2 separate regions of the Mus musculus genome follow, and region 2 is linked to region 1. The links are chromatin loops, found by intact Hi-C in ENCODE. Cell type or tissue: left cerebral cortex. All regions are shown on one strand. Each heading gives the region's core, and the rest is flanking DNA. Links, peaks and the distances in the headings are about the cores only. Region 1 overlaps Nsun7 (NOL1/NOP2/Sun domain family, member 7). Region 2 overlaps Apbb2 (amyloid beta (A4) precursor protein-binding, family B, member 2).

Region 1 (2,919 bases), core at 307-2,806:
AAAGGCTGCCAATTAAGAAGACAATAGTAGCTATTTCAAATTAAATTTAGCTTATACATATACTAAAACTATAAGACATTTGTAATGATTCCCCACATGTTTTGTTTTGTTTGGTTTTTTGGTTTTTTTGGAGACAGGGTTTCTCTGTATAGCCCTGGCTGTCCTGGAGCTCACTTTGTAGACCAGGCTGGCCTCGAACTCAGAAATCCGCCTGCCTCTGCCTCCTGAGTTCTGGGATTAAAGGCGTGCGCCACCACGCCCGGCGATTCCCCACATGTTCATACCTTGGATCATGCAATTCAACATCTTACAATAATTTGATTTAAAGTTAGATATTCAAACTATCCATGACTGTTTGCAAAGGAACTCAAAACACTTATATTTTTCCATAATTTTTTGAGACAAAGGTATCTATAAACTATATTACATAAATATTTCATAAATCAAAATGCTGATGTTGGTTTCACAGGCATGTTCTTTTTTTACCCGTTTAGAAGGTTCTCGACTTCTTGAACTTCTGGTATGGTCTCTTCATTCTCGGAAAGGATGCGGGGCTGGAATTTTCTGTCTTGGAAGTCATACAGCATCACAATGATAAGACTGTTCAGCTGACTTGCCTACCGAGGGGAAACAAGGCACATGAAGAAAGCTGAAGGAACCCACCCAAGGGCTTGAGGTGCGACTCGGGACCTCCCAAGTGTGAGAGTGAATATGGATGGCAGAAATATTTTATCCTGTTATTTTTCATAACAGAATAAGAACATGATCGTTTTTTACACCATAGGGTTAGATTTAGAAATAGAGGAGGTCTTCAAAAGAAAAAAAATATCTAGTTTGAGAGGAAAACCTCAAAAAAGACAATTTGAGGTATTAGGAGTCACGTTGATAGAGCCAGGGTCAAAATGCAAGTCTTAGAAGTAGAAAATAACGTATATTTAAAGATGTCTCAACGTAATGCAAATTGTTATTTAGTTACAGAGGGAGTTTGCATACTTTCTCAACATAATGAGGCCAACTAATTCTAAAAGTTGTTTACTTACGATTGTGGTACTTGAGAAGATATAGCTATCTATTAATATACTTTCCAAAATATCTTGATCTGAAAGACAAGGGAAAAGCCTGCTACCCAAAATATCAAATCTGAAAAGAAAGACTTTAAATTATATACACTTTCTAAGTAATGCTGTAAATTTATTTTCATATCTAATATACACCTCATAATTGTATAAACTGCTAATAAATCATAATTGTAGCACAAGATGAAACAGTTATAATCTTTATGAATCCTGCATTCTTATGGTTCAGGTTCTACATAGATTCAAATCACTATCTGAATAAATAGAGTCGTCATAGAGGAATTCTAACCTTTAATTTATGACCTCTGAAAGACATTAAAGAAGATATAACTAATAATATTAAACAATAGGGGGGCTGGAAAGGTGGCTGGGCAGTTAAGAGCACTGGCTGCTCTTCCAGAGGATCCTGGTTTGATTCCCAGGACGCAAATTGTGGCTCTGAATTAGCTCCATTTCCAAGGGAATTTGGTGCCCTCTTCTGGCCTCTGATAGCATTACATACGCAACCATGTACATAAAAATATTTGAAATGTTAAATGATCTTTCTCTTTTCAGTTTTAAGTATTGCTGATACGTTATATAAATGACCAAATATTAATATTTTGTTCTGGGTTTTTGTTCTGCTTATGAGAGAGGTTAGTTTATCTGAACATCCTTGCTGGTGTTACTTATCAAGGTTTTTGCTAGCCTTGTGATGGGAAGTGTTTCTCTTCCTCTATTCTTTTTTTTTTTTTTTTTAAAGATTTATTTATTTATTATATGTAAGTACACCGTAGCTGTCTTCGGACGCTCCAGAAGAGGGCGTCAGATCTTGTTACAGATGGTTGTGAGCCACCATGTGGTTGCTGGGATTTGAACTCCGGACCTTCGGAAGAGCAGCTGGCTCGGGTGCTCTTACCCACCGAGCCATCTCACCAGCCCCTCTTCCTCTATTCTTTTGCACTTCTTTTATTAGGCATAATTTTAGCTTAAGTATCTGGCACTAATCAAGGCATAGATGAGATATTTAATCTAAGACCTGAATGATAGGAGTTGCCATGTAAGGTTTTGCATAAGGACAGTAGTCCAAACAGCAAAAAACAGAGAAACGACTCCATAGGTGCTGCGTGGAAACTGATAAACATATTTCTGACCCTCCCGCTAGGTTTGTGAGTATTTTATGATACACTTAAACTATAAACATCATGTATGTTTTAGTACAGCAAACAGGAAGTAAGCCCTAACTTTAATCCATTCACCATTCATGAGAAACAAAACTTAGTGATATTGTAGATGCTGGATTTCAATCTTTATTTGGAAAATGAGAAAGCCAAAGAAGACAAATTTTGAAGTGGAGACTACAATTCTCATAGGAAATATTTGCGGGGGAGGGGGCGCTGGAGAGATGGCTCAGTGGTTAAGAGCCCTGACTGCTCTTCCAAAAGGTCCTGAGTTCAAATCCCAGCAACCACATGGTGGCTCACAACCATCTGTCATGAGATCTGAAGCCCCCTTCTGGTCTGAAGACAGCTACAGTGTACTTAGATATAATAATAAATAAATCTTAAAAAAATCTTTTGGGAAACATTATACATATTTAAGCCACCAGCTTTGGAGACAAACTATAATTTCTATCAATGTAACAGACTTGTGACGTGGAAGATGTGTGTCGCAGGGCCGAGTGCAGGAAAACAGTGCACGATGTTGCCAGTGTTGCACTTGTTCTTCAGGACTCTGCAGAAACAGTCACCTCTGGCAGCCTTCCGTATGGTGCAGGAAGCACTAACTTTAGATATCTAAAGTTATATAGCACTCTTACTCTGAAATATCAATTTAAATAACAGCTATATTTTATTCGATGTAT
Region 2 (2,919 bases), core at 275-2,774, 110 kb before region 1:
TTTTTCTTCATTAGGTCTTCTTGGACTTAGGAGCATTTGACTATCGTTGTGTCTGTTGTGCCTTGTATCCAAATATATGTATACATCCAGACATGCATGCATATATATATATATATATATACACACACACACACACACATTATATGCAGATATACATGTGTGTGCACATATGTGTACAGGTGTGTGTGTGTGTGTGTGAGTGTGTGTGTGTGTGTGTGTGTGTGTGTGTGTATGCTCGCACACTTGCAGATGAAGGCCAAGGCTTAGCGTCAGGTATCTTCCTCGTGTCTCTCCCCTTGGTTTTTTGAGACACAGTCTCTTGTTAATGAAGCTCATCAATAGGGCTAGGCTGGATAAACAGTGCACAGGCAGGGAGCTGCTTCCCAAACACTAGCATTACAGATGTTCACCACCACACCTAAGCTCTTAGCTGAGTCCTGAGACTTACACATAGACGCTGTTGATGGAGCCATCACCCCAAACCCTTTGAGGCCTTCCATAGGGAGATCACAGGCAAGAGGTCAAGGCACTGGGTGGACCAAGAGAGGACACTTGTTTAAAGTATGAGAGCTGGGCCCAGAAGGACAAGCATCACTCTGCTGCACTTCAGCTGAGGACATACGGACCATTCAGGGCTTGTAAGTGAGTTAGCAAGTTGAAAACTGTGCCCTACCAAGTAGTGAAGGCTTCTTCACTTGAGCTGCTCAAAGGAGGGTCGTTATTCAAGACACCCCCCCACCCCGGGAGGGGGGCGCCATTTGTGGTGGAATCACCCACCAAAGCACATTCAGAGTAGAAGATCAAAGAGTTTCTGAATTGCCTCAGACACTTCCTAGAGAGCATGTAAAACATTGGCTAAAATAATAATAATAATAATAATAGTCTTGCTTGTACTGTTGCATTTTTTTTCTGTAATGCAAATACACTTGCTGTTTGAAGATGAACTATGCAGTGTCCCCCTCTTCCCAGAGTACCCTAGGTCTGACTAGGCCATGCATTCCCAGGCTGGGAGATGAGGATGGAGACAGCCTATCTCTCTTGATTCCAGGCCCTCTCTTTCCTCTGGCTCAGCGTCTCCTCTAGAGCTCATGTGGCCACCCTGCTTTCCCTGGCAAAATAAAACATTCCACTTCACGTGCTGGGCTCTGACACACGTCGTGGCTTTGCTCTGTGCTTACTCATCGAATAGCCTCTTCAGCTCTGCAGCCAAAACATAATCTGTAGTGTAAATCAACCAAGAACTTGCCTCTCTGTCTTTTTCAAGACTCCATCGGGGACAAAACTGAGATACACTCACGCTTACGGGGAGTAAGAATAGTTTCCCAGGCGCACAGGGATCTGCTGCACATCTGCAGGAACAAAAGCAGGATTCTGGGAGGCGAGCATCTTGGCTTCCTCTTACACAGGCTCCTCCTGCCACTGTGAGGAAGGAGGGGGAGCTATGACAGTCATTGCCACCACCGTGGCTTGGGCTGGCACTCAAGTGTCTCCAGCAGCAGAGGCAGGCAGCCACCCTTTTGTGAGACTTTCCGTGGTCAGTTTTACAACGTGACTTTTGATGATGCTTCATGGGACCTTGGAGCTGCCCTTCTGGGCCTTGAAATGCAGTGGGGTGCGGGTGAGAAGAGGTCTGACTGGGACTCTGTCTAAGGAGGCTTGACAAGTAGATCTGTCTAGTCTAAATCAGATCAACAGGTGTTGGGTTTAAGAAGTCTCTCTGGGGTCAAGGGTATAGCTTAGCATTCATGAGACCATAGTCCCTACTGAAAATAAAAAAGTCTCATTTCCACCTCCATATCCCTTTCTGTCTTAGAGCCATAATGATGATGTACATTCTTTTCAATTTTGAACAGTTAAACAAAGTACTGTTGAGTTCTAGACTTGGCCCATATGGCTTGGGTGGGCAGGAATTGTTTAAATTGTCCTCTCCCAAAGCTTGTTCAGTGGCCACTGGTGAGTGGAGCCTTGCAGCATGAGCATCCCAGTCAGTATTGACCATGAGAGGTGGAGGAAGTGTCATTAGAGCAGTGCATGTCCATTTCCCATCGAGGAAATAAGACCTATGCAGTGCTTGGGACTCAGTCCCAGGACAGGATTCTGGATACCCAGTGTGTAGACCAGGAATCCACTAGATGCTCACTTAAAGGACTCCAGATACAGGGAGACCTCAGGATGCCCCTCTGCCATAATATCCCAGGGCCCTTCCCTATGAGTTCCAATTTCCAGACCTGTTTGTAGAGCCCACCAGCTATTGCAGAGGGCATGTTTAAAGTAGTGATTCTCAGCCTGTGAGTCGAGACCCCCTTGGCAGATTTCTAATGAAGTAGCAACAAAAATAATTTTATGGCCGGGGTGGGTGGGTCACCACAACATGAGGAACTGTATTAAAGGGTCACAGCATTAGGAGGGTTGGGAACCACTGTCCTAAAGAGTCAGATAAGGATGCTGTTGGGAACTGAGCAGTGACTGCCCGAGGGAAGAGCCACTCTCCTGATCTACATCTGAGCACTTGGAATTGAGCATCATCACACTTAACCCCGACCACAGGCTATGTGAGTGGCCGGATGAGTCCTTTTAGATGACCTCCATGCCAGCTGGTGTGGCTCATTCCGTCGGTCATTTGAAGCTAGTGCTCATCAAAGCTAGCACACTGAGCACGCCCCTCGATCGCCTGCAGTGCTTTGTATGTTTGGCGCGAGTCTTCAGACTCTTAGTGTTCCCCAGAACCAAAGTGCTGCTGTTGTCTCTGTTGGTGTAGGGAACAGAGGCACAGGGCAGCTCAGTAACTGGTCCTATGTCACTGGGGAATTAAGTAGAGTGCTAGGGATTATATCTGAGCGTCGTGGCTTCAGAGCTGACCCAGTGAACATTGCTGCTCTTCCATCCTAAAGGTAGTACTAGGCCTCTGCTTAGAGATGC

Evidence for each region. Hi-C counts contacts between places; a loop is a spot of excess contacts. Peaks named below come from ENCODE experiments on the same cell type or tissue, not always from the same donor. Only the 100,000 strongest peaks of a DNase experiment are listed, where the experiment ranks them.
Region 2: a loop joins it to region 1, with 3 times the contacts of the local background. A loop is called at or near these places in 19 of 42 quality-filtered maps.

What each region holds. Positions count from the first base shown.
Region 1 is chr5:66,262,189-66,265,107 of GRCm38, reverse strand. It overlaps Nsun7 (NOL1/NOP2/Sun domain family, member 7), which reads right to left. Exons shown (of 13, transcript NM_001302833.1): 3 at 1,041-1,099; 4 at 487-617. Among named protein-coding and RNA genes, the nearest start is that of Nsun7, 3.8 kb to the right of the region's middle. In left cerebral cortex, for the core only: a CTCF peak has its summit at 1,561 (motif pointing left); a DNase peak (open chromatin) is centred at 1,540.
Region 2 is chr5:66,375,297-66,378,215 of GRCm38, reverse strand. The region is part of intron 9 of Apbb2 (amyloid beta (A4) precursor protein-binding, family B, member 2); the gene reads left to right. Among named protein-coding and RNA genes, the nearest start is that of Nsun7, 120 kb to the right of the region's middle. In left cerebral cortex, for the core only: no CTCF peak of the experiment used is centred there; a DNase peak (open chromatin) is centred at 1,282.